Regions from separate parts of the Homo sapiens genome. Here all the other regions are linked to region 1. A link is a contact called in ENCODE Hi-C or POLR2A ChIA-PET data. All regions are on one chromosome and are shown on one strand. Each heading gives the region's core, a stretch centred on a gene start or an enhancer-like site at or near the end of the contact. The rest is flanking DNA. Distances are from core to core; before and after follow the strand shown. Region 1 holds the start of IPO11 (importin 11). Region 2 holds the start of PIK3R1 (phosphoinositide-3-kinase regulatory subunit 1). Region 3 holds the start of KGD4 (alpha-ketoglutarate dehydrogenase subunit 4).

Evidence for each region. Hi-C counts contacts between places; a loop is a spot of excess contacts on that map. ChIA-PET counts read pairs that join two places held with the same protein, here RNA polymerase II (POLR2A). Pooled maps may share reads with other maps.
Region 2: a loop to region 1 is called in a pooled map, with 7 times the contacts of the local background. The contact joins the promoter of PIK3R1 here to the promoter of IPO11 in region 1. A Hi-C loop is called at or near these places in 1 of 168 maps with a recorded cell type or tissue (CD8-positive, alpha-beta T cell) and 6 of 50 pooled maps. POLR2A ChIA-PET finds 5 or more read pairs at or near these places in 1 of 52 experiments (CD4-positive, alpha-beta memory T cell).
Region 3: a pooled map shows a loop between it and region 1 (17-fold over the local background). The contact joins the promoter of KGD4 here to the promoter of IPO11 in region 1. A Hi-C loop is called at or near these places in 3 of 50 pooled maps.

Annotation. Positions count from the first base shown.
Region 1 is chr5:62,411,077-62,414,344 of GRCh38, reverse strand. IPO11 (importin 11) reads right to left here and starts at 1,582. Exons shown (of 30, transcript NM_016338.5): 1 at 1,416-1,582. RefSeq lists a silencer at 1,092-1,141 and an enhancer at 1,472-1,661.
Region 2 is chr5:68,214,165-68,217,555 of GRCh38, reverse strand. PIK3R1 (phosphoinositide-3-kinase regulatory subunit 1) reads right to left here and starts at 1,800. Exons shown (of 16, transcript NM_181523.3): 1 at 1,607-1,800. RefSeq lists silencers at 1,084-2,183, 2,404-2,623.
Region 3 is chr5:69,215,794-69,219,128 of GRCh38, reverse strand. KGD4 (alpha-ketoglutarate dehydrogenase subunit 4) reads right to left here and starts at 1,369. Exons shown (of 4, transcript NM_033281.6): 1 at 1,258-1,369. The coding sequence starts at 1,299. RefSeq lists an enhancer at 793-1,087.

The DNA of each region.
Region 1 (3,268 bases), core at 333-2,832:
CCCAAAATTTGAATATTTTTATTGCTGAGAAAAAAAAATTTTGTTTCTGGAAAAATCTTCAGTGTATTTTAATAGCCACATGCCTACAAGGATCATGCTGCATTCTGGTTTGATTCCAAATGCAAATATATTCAAACATCACAAAATCTAAAAATTGTTCTATTAATGATCAGATAATCTTTACATATTTGTTTAAAACCTCTAACATTACCACAGCCAAATGTGTTTGTGGTGAAAATTCTCTTTGGCCTTAGAAGTTCAACTAGGGCGGAGACCACCCTCCTACCCTGAGACTATAATATATGGCCACAAGCCACTACTATAATTAATTGTTTCTACTATACCCTGTGCTAGGTTACTGCAGAAACAGAGAAAATACCAGTCCCATCATAACCAAAAGGGAAAATGTTTCTACTTTCACCGAAATTTTCCTCAGTGATGAAAGATGTAATATGTGTCATGCAATGGATGTCTCCTATAGAAGAGTCACCCTGCCCTTAATCTGAAGCTCCTCTACTGAACAGAGAAGTTTGAAATAACATGAAAATGGAGGAAGAAAATTCCTATCCCAGGAGGGGGAAAAGCATTATGGCTACAAACTATTCTTCCTTCTGAAGAATAACCGAAATCTGAAGGGCACTACCGCGCTACAACTGAGCTCGTTTAAATTATGGAGGGGAGGAGGTATGTCAACTGCAACCTTGGCACTAGTAGGTAATTTACCAGTCCTTGCTATTTAGTCAAATCACTTTCAGATAGTACTTCTCTCATTCACCAACATGTCACAAAATAATAAAGAAAAAATGACACACGTAATAAGCAAAAGTAGTTTTGCTGAATCACAAATACCCCCAAATATAAATCTACAGGAGTCGCTGAGCTTGAGAATTGGCGGCCATACCTCTCCATGAAGCTCCTCTCTATAAACGGACAACTACCTTCACTTTTTCATTAAAAGCATGTAAGGGTCTAATGTTTAAAGCTATCACACTATTGCTATTAGCAACAAGGTCGCGTGCGCAGTAACAATGCACAACGGTCTTATACTCGAGATAACCACTTTATCTCAAAATTTGCACCACCTATCCCCCAAGGGCAAATGCATCACCCAGGTCCGCAACCGCGGTCACGATGGGTACACTCGCCTCTGCTCAGCCTAGCATACGGTCCCTCCCACCCCGCACCCTGATTGCTCCACTACCATGCTGCCCACTCCCGGGCTGCCTCGGCCAGCCCCCAGTTCCCCGGGTTCCTAAGGTTGCGCAAACAGCCAAGTCTGCAGGCCGCCCTTGCCTCGCTACCGTTATCCCTCATCTCCTGGTAGCCCCACTTTCCTCCCGCCTCTCGGGACTCGGGTGCCCAACCCACTCCCTTCCACTCCCGCGCGCTCGGTGGCTCTCGGGCCGGGGCCTCACCGTTTGGTTCGGTCGGGAATTGCCCGGCCCTCCCGCTCCCACTTCCCAACACGAAGTGGCGTCGGTTGGTCCCTCTCCCCACGCTGCCAGACCCCACGCCGCCGCCTACTGATGCCGAAAGCGGCTTCTAGGAACACGCCATGTTTGGCGTCGCAGCTCCAAACGACGCGGACGCGCGAAAACTACGTCACAGGAGACCAGCGCGCATGCGACCGGCAGAGAGAGAAGGCGATAGGCGAACGGCGGGAAGGGGAAGGAGGGGCTTTGTCTTTGAACCAAAAGGCGCGGGGTATCCAAATCAGTTGTGTGCGCTTGCGCAGTGCGCTTGCGCAGTATAAAGAGCCAGGAGTCCGGACTAGCCGGATCTGTCACCATGGAAACCATAGGTCTGGTTTCTCCGACTCCCAGGGAGCTCAATTGTTTCCTGCGTTGATTGAAGCTTCAATCAGAACCATTTCACGCTTTATATTCTAGATATCAATAGCGGATCCGTCACAGCAGAGAAGAGTTATTTAAAGAATCTTACTCCCATCAGTCCACCCTCCCTCCCGCAAATATTTATTTTTTAAGTTACCCAAATTGCTTGGCGCTTACTCCTGAGTAATAGCAAGAGTGGAAAAATGTAAAAGGACATAAATCCAGTTCTGCTTGCCTCTGCTAAAAGCTAGCATAGTCACCTAAATTTTCTTATCCTTAAAAAGAGAACTTACTCAGGCGCAGTGGCGCGCGCCTGTAGTCCCAGCTACTCCAGATATGGAGGCAGGAGGATCACTTGAGCCCAGGAATTCGAAGCCAACCTGGGACATATAGAGAGTTCACACACACACACACACACACACACACACACCCATTTCAAAAATAATAAGGGGTGGGCACAGTAGCTCACACCTGTAATCCCGGCACTTTGGGAGGCTGAGGCGGCCGGACCACGAAGTCCGAAGTTCGAGACCAGCCTGGCCAACATGATGAAACCCTGTCTCTACTAAAAATACAGTAATTAGCCTGGCGCGGTGGCGGGCGCCTGTAATCCCAGCTACTCAGGAGGCTGAGGCAGGGGAATCGCTTGAACCCTGGAGGCAGAGGTTGCAGTGAGCCAAGATTGCTCCACTGCACTCCAGCCTGGGCAACAGAGCGAGACTCCGTCTCAAAATAAATAAACAAATAAATAAATAAATAAATAAATAGACTCCGTCTCAAAATAAATAAATTAATTAAAAATACACACCAACTATATATTTCTTAAAAATAATAATAGTAAGGCCAGGCACAGTGGCTCACGCCTGTAATCCCAGCACTTTGGGAGGCCGAGGCGGGCAGATCACCTTAGGTCAGGAGTTCGAGACCAGCTTGACCAACAAGGAGAAACCCCATCTCTACTAAAAATATAAAAAATTAGCTGGGCATGATGGTGCACCCCTGTAATCCCAGCTACTCGGGAGGCTGAGGTAGGAGAATCGCTTGAACCCTGGGGGCAAAGGTTGCAGTGAGGCGAGATCGCGCCATTGCACTCCAGCCTGGGCAATAAGAGCAAAACTCCGTCTCAAAATAATAATAATAATAGTAAAAGAAGTTGTAAGGAAATAGAGTGTTCAAAAATATTAATAATAGAAAACCTTTATTGCTAATTTAGAATATTCCAGGTACAGTTTTAAGATCTTTATGGGAATTATCTATTTTAATCCTCAGAACAACCCTTATGAGGTAGGTATTTTCTTTATGTCCACTTCACAGATGAAGAAACTGAAGCACAGAGAAGTCAAGTAGCCCACCTAACGTCAAACAGCTAGTAAAAGGCCATGTTAGGATTTGAACCAAGCTCTGCATTCCAAGAATGTCGATCACACAAGGGCTGT
Region 2 (3,391 bases), core at 551-3,050, 5.8 Mb before region 1:
CTAAGAAAACTCTTATCTGCTTTCTTCTAAACGGTTTTTCAAGAACAGTGTAATCTGTCAAAAAGTTGTATAGCTAGTGAGTTGCTTTTTCTTCCTTTTTCAATGTTAAAAGATACTTGTGGCCTTCTGTGCAGAAGTCACCAAATTCCTAGTAATTCAAACTGTGACAATCTAATATTCTAATAACCTGCTTAAGAAATGAACCTGTCTGCCCACTCCAACCCTTCCTAGCTAATATCTAACCATCTTTAAGGTTGCCAAAACGTAACAGAACTAATGAAGCATTAAAATATAACTCCACATCAAGCCTTGACCAATAAGCTCTGTGAATATCCCTCCTGATTACTAAAACTTGAGCCTCATCACACCAAAATGACAATCTTATGTTGCATTCAAAACCCGGAACTGCTTTATCCATTGGTACTTCGCACTGGCTGACAAAGAGGAAAAGAAGAGAAAAAAGAAAAAAAACCTAAAATCATGAAGCCCCCAAATAAAGAGCAGACTCACACTCGGACACCAACAGCGCTGCAGCTCAAGGGATTAACGGTGGAAGTGAGACCTTTCCGATATTAATAGCGCCCCGGGAAACAGAAGAATTCCCCCAAACCCAGTTGACACACATTCTGCATTCAACACGTAACAGCCATTCTGCATATATCCTTGCATTTCAGGCTCCAATTCTGGTTATCAAAGTGTATTTCTGTACAGGAGTGCCTGGCCAGAGGTTTTCTGTTCTCTTTGTCTTGTGATCTGAGGGGCAGTTTCTGAGCTTAGGTTAGAGCTGTGGTTTCCAGAGAATTGCCCACGATATTTTAGCTCCGGGTTGCAGGCTCCCTGGCTCTCCCCAGCCGGCTCCATATTGCTGGGCAGGTCCCTCCCGCCTCGCCCCACGTTCCAAAAGCTGGATTTCCGGGCGGTTCCAAGACCCCACTAAATATGCCTCCAACAACCTGCCCAAGCTTGGCTGGCAATAAACGCTGAGTTAGGGCCCCAGCGACCAACCGCCCCGAGGCGCACTTCCCCCACCCCGGAAGAGGAGGGCGGCAAACTTCGGAAGGCGGGGGTTAGGGGACGAGCTCCGGGGACCACCGCCGCCTCGCCCGCCCCGGGAAGGGCCCGGGCAGCGACCCTGGCTGCAGCTGGAGGGCCACGGGGGAAGGGAGCGCTCCTTCCCGCAACACGAAGGCAGCGGCCAGGGCGCTCTCCTCCGGTGAGGGGCCCCGGAAAACTGCAGCAAGGCGACAGCGGGGACCCTCCGAAGTGTGCGGTGACGGAGGGTGGGAGGAAGCCCGAGCTCGTCGGCAACTCCGGGGGCAAATGCGACCGGCGGCGTGCAGGACCAGCTCGCAGGAGGACGGGGGAAACGGGAGTCAGGATGGCGGGGATCTCACAGGACGCCGGCCGCGCGCGGGGGTAGTGCTGCCCGGCGGCCAGGAGATGCCGGAGGCGGGGAGGGCCGGTGGCCAGCCCGCTTCCCCCCGGCGGGGCTCTGCAGAAGGAGAAGCCGCTGCCAGTGACAGGAAGAGAGTCGCGGCAGCCGTGCACACATGCACCGCCTCCCCCGCCCGAGCACACACACCCGGGGCTGCTGCTGCCTACCTACCCCGCCCGCCGGCTTCCTTCCTCTGCGGGGCCCGCGCTGCAGCGGTGGCCTCCTGCCCGCTCGGTTCCGACCGGCCTCCAGCCCGGCTGCGACCCGCCGGCCGTGCCCGATCCGTGCTTGCCGTCTCCGACAGCTAGCCTGCCGCCCTCGCCGCTGCCGCTGCTTCCTCCAACTCCGCTCCAGCTGCTGGCGACTCCTCTCCGTGCGCCCGCAGCTCCAGCGCCCGGCGCTAGCCCCGCCTCCGGCCCGGCCCCGCGCGCCCCGCCCCCGAGCCCACACCAACCAGAGCCCGCGGCTCCGCCCCTTTCCGTCCGCACGGCTCGGGCCTCCGAGCCGGCGGCTGGCAGTGGGGGAGCGAGCTCAGGCCTGGCGGACCCTTCCTGCCACCGCCCTCGCCTTCCGCCCCCCAGCCGCGGGGATGCCCCGGGCGGCCGTGCCGCGCGCTGCCTCCGCTGCGGAGTGCTCTGGCTCTACACGTCCCGGGCCCGCCCGGCTGCTGGGCGTCTCCCAGCGCAGAGGCGGAGGGGTTCGGGGAGGTCGAAGACAAGTTCAGACCTCCCTGGAGGCTGGCTGCGTCTCTAATCCGAGTGTCTTTCAGCCAACCCCAGGCTTTTTCGAGCCCCTAGCGCCCCAGCAGAGTGGCTGGGGTGGGGAGGACTCGGATTCCAGAGCTCGCCAAAGCGGAGAGGCCCTGCAATTCCTGGTCTCGCCAGCACTGCCTTCCGAGTGGGCGGAAAACCCGCGGCACCCGCCTGGCGCTCCGGGGGTGAAGGAGGGGTGAAAGGGTGAACCGGAGGGACGGGCGCCCGCAGCCTGCCGCTGGCTAACTCCGGCAGCCTGGCACCGCCGCCTCCGGGAGCCAGGCGGACCCGCGAGAAGGGAAGAGAGTTTTCTGAGGGCGTACGCTGGCTGATGGCTTCTAGTCCTGAGATGACAGAGCAAATGGAGGTCACTCAGGCAGACCACGGGCCCCTCGGCGTTCGCGGAGTCGGGGGCGGGGTTGGCGGGGGGTGGGGTTGGCGCGGGCGGGGGGGGCGGGGAAGCGCAGGTGAATTACATTGTCTCTTAAAGGTGTTAGTTTTGAAATGCATATTCTTCAAGTAATAATTACCTAAGTTGCTCCAGAAAAATTTGATGTTGGTTCAAACCTTCCACTGATGGTAAGATGGAATGCCAGCACCACGTGTGCCACTCTTTCATATTAAAACATGTGAGAATCTGCTTCCTAAAAGCTCTTTCCAGATTCTCCTTTCTGCAGCTTAAAGCCCTGCACCCGCCCACCCTGTTTGCCTAAAGCCCTTTTATAGTTCCCTCCCAGTTTCCTTGCAAGAAAACTCTTAAAAACAAACACACAAAACCTAAGCACTTGGCCTCTGTAAAACGTTGAATTTGGTGGTTTATTCTTGTGGACGTTGGAAGTAGAGGGAAGAACGTCCTAAAATTCATCGCTTATCCTTAAAAAATATCATTTTTAAAGGTGACTCACCTAACAGAAAAGTAAGCTCCACTTTAGGCTATTCAGACACTGGTGTTTCTATTATTCCAAGATGTCTCTTGCAGAGGCGACACAAAAACAGGCAGCTACCCACATCATGTTTAAGAATACACTTTATCTGAAAGCAAATAGGAAATTTACCAAGGTACCTTCTTCACACCTACTGTGTGAAATGAAGGACTTCATGCATTCTCTGTCTGTAAATGGAATGATATACCTTGCCTTGCAGTAGAATTACTTTGATCCAATCCAATAAGCTGAGATGAAACTGCTGTGACCTTCCCAGTATT
Region 3 (3,335 bases), core at 120-2,619, 6.8 Mb before region 1:
TTTAGTCATTTTGGTGGATGTGTAGGACCTCATGGTTTTAATTTTTATTTTCCTGGCAAGTAATGATATTGAGCACCTTTTAAAATGTTCATTGCTCATTTGGGTATCTTTTGTGCAACACGCCAAGTCTTTTACCCATTTTTAAATTGTTATATATTATTGATACATATGGTTATATATTATGGATAACAGACCTTTGTCAGTCTCTCAGTCCTTACAGAATCTTTAACTAGTTGATGCTCAGTAACTACCTACTGAATAAGTAAGGATCATTCATTGCAATGGGACCAAAGACTGGGATCTAGGATTATCATTCAGACAACAATTTCAGGAATTTAGAAAAAGGTCTTTTAAGAGATGTACTTATATAAAGCGGAATGTACTTCTCATATCAAAGATAAAAGTCAATTATAAAATAATATAGTTTCAGGGTTCAAAGACTATGTAAACCAACCACAAAAGTGGAGGTTGTGTTCCACTTATATAATAATTTTACCTAAGTTAGAACCACAGCTGAAGAAACAAATAAAAAGGCTATCAGGAGTTAGTAGCTGATAGGTGGATTAACAAAGTTACTTTAGCTGTCTATCTAAACCAGGGGAAAATAGGCTTGTGAAACCAACGCTTATACACACACACACACACACACACACACACATTAATATACACACACACATACTAATTAAACTTAAGTTTACTTTTCTATTTCCCTCATCTGGCCTGTAGCCAGACGCTTGGAGAGGTTGGGGAGAACCCGCTCCGGCGAGGACGCAGTACGCGGGGCCAGTTGCCCGACCATTCCCGAGACCTTGAAGGGACAGTGGGTCAGATCCAGGGTTCGCTTCCTTCCACGCCCCGCTACCGCCTTCCTTCCGATTGGCTGATCGGGGGCACCACAGCCAATCCTAGACGGCGATTGGCCAGGCTACCGCCAGGGTCGCCTCACCCGCACACGCCTAAGACTAACAAGGTCCTGGCGGAGGAGCGGGGGATCCCGGCAGTAGGTACAGGACCTACCTGCCAAGATGCTGCACGGTTGCCGCAAGGCTCGAACCCTCGGCGCCGGACCCACCTCACTGCCCGGTCCAACAGGCTCAAAGTCCCATCCTCACACACACCCGCGGGCGCCGTCACTGGCCCTCCGCAGAGGCGCGGTCACCGCTCTGCCTCTGCCACCGCCTTTACTCCCCGACGCCGTCGCCATAGTCAGCACCGTCCCTACCGCCCAAGATGCGGAAACGCGACAAATTGCTTTACCTGAACGACCCTACTAGCAGACGCCATCTTGCTGCCCATCATGACCCCCGAGAAGGGGCAGTTTCCGGGGCGCGAGCGAGCCGCGGCGATCACTGGAGTCCCGGGCAGCTGTGGGCGGTGCTTCCCGGGACGTCACGGAGGCGGAGACCGGACTGGGCTCTCCTCCGCCGTGGGGCTGGCTCCGCCCCCTGTGCCTGACCCCGCCCACCCCTTCTCCCTACTAGGATCCACCCACGTGTGTTCTATTGTTTCGTTTTGGGGACAAAATTTTGTTAAGGTGGGTCTCTGCTCATTAGCCTATAAATTGTCTAGGACCATTTCCTTTCCAGAAAGCCAGTCTATAATTTCGATATAGTTCAAAATTTTATCTGGAACCAAATAAATAATACAACCTTCTTATCTGACAGCTCTTGCAAAGATTAAAAAAATTAAAGAAAAACAAAAAAAAAACCTTGCGGTTTCCTAAAATGAATAATTTCGTTAAAATGGGAGTTAGTGGCAAGCTCACAAGAGTTTACTCTGGCTTAAAAAGGGCCATGTCACACTCTCTTGCTGATTGGCATTGCTTGATTGTAATTTGTTTCTGTTTTCTTTACCGTTTATTACTCCTGATATCGAACTGCTGGGCCTTTGCTTCAAGTTGAGATAACTCAAAAATTCAGAAATATTTGAAATGTAAGCCACTCATATCTTTCCCCCAAAATTACATTACGGGCGGGGCGCTATGGCTCACGCCTGTAATGCCAGCACTTTGGGAGGCTGAGGCGGGCGGATCACTTGAGGTCAGGAGTTCGACACCAGACTGGCCAACATTGTAAAACCCTGTCTCTACTAAAAATACAAAAATTAGCCGGGCGTGGTGGCGGGCGCCTGTAGTCCCAGCTACTCAGGAGGTGAGGCAGGAGAATTGCTTGAACCCAGAAGGCAGAGGTTGCAGTAAGCCGAGAGTGTGCCACTGCACTCCGGCCTGAGCGACAGAGGGAGACTCCGTCTCAAAAAAAAAAAAAGTTACATTACGTTCTGTGATAATGCTTAGGTTATATATAGTATTGTAAGCTTGACCAATGTGTTTGATGATATACATCAGTGATTTCTAAGTCTTGGGATCTTTTTAGAAATATAAATTACTGAACCCAGGTATGGTCTATTGGGATTCAGTGACTACAGAGAGGCCATTAACCCGTTTTGTTTTGTTTTGTTTTTGTGGTTTTTTTTTTTTTTTTTGAGACGGAGTCTCGCTCTGTTGCCCAGCCTGGAGTGCTGTGGCGTGATCTCAGGTCACTGCAACCTTTGCCTCCTGGATTCAAGCAATTCTCCAGCCTCAGCCTCCCCAGTAGCTGGGATTACAGACGCCCGCCACCACGCCTGGCTAATTTTTGTATTTTTGGTAGAGACAGAGTTTCACCATATTGGCCAGACTAATCTCCAACTCCTGGCCTCAAGTGATCCACCCACCTCAGCCTCCCTAAGTGCTGGTATTACAGGCGTGAGCCACTGCGCCTGGCCCCATTTTAATTATTTTCAAATGTGCAGTTCAGTCACATTAAGTACATTCACATTGTTGGGCAATTGTTACCATCTTCAGAAACTGTACCCATTAAACAAAAACTTATTCCTCCTTCCCTCAGCCTCTGACAACTATCATTTTACTTTCTGTCTATGAATTTGACTACTGTGGGTACTTAATGTACGTGGAGCCATAACAGTATTTGTCCTTTTGTAATTAGCTTGTTTCACTTAGCATGTCTTCAGAGTTCATTCATGTTGTAGAATGTGTCAGAATTTCTTTTTTAAGGCTGAAAAAATCCCATTATATGTGTATACCACATTTTGCTTATCCATTCATCTGTGGTAATTCTTTTTTTTTTTGAGACAGAGTCTTGCTCTGTCACCCAGGCTGGAGTGCAGTGGTGCCAACTCGGCTCACTGCAAGCTCCGCCTCCCTGGTTCACACCATTCTCCCACCTCAGCCTCCCAGGTAGCTGGGACTACAGGCACCCGCCACCACACCAGGCTAATTTTTTTTGTATTTTTAGTAGAGACAGGGTTTCACTGTGTTAGCCAGGATAGTCTCCATC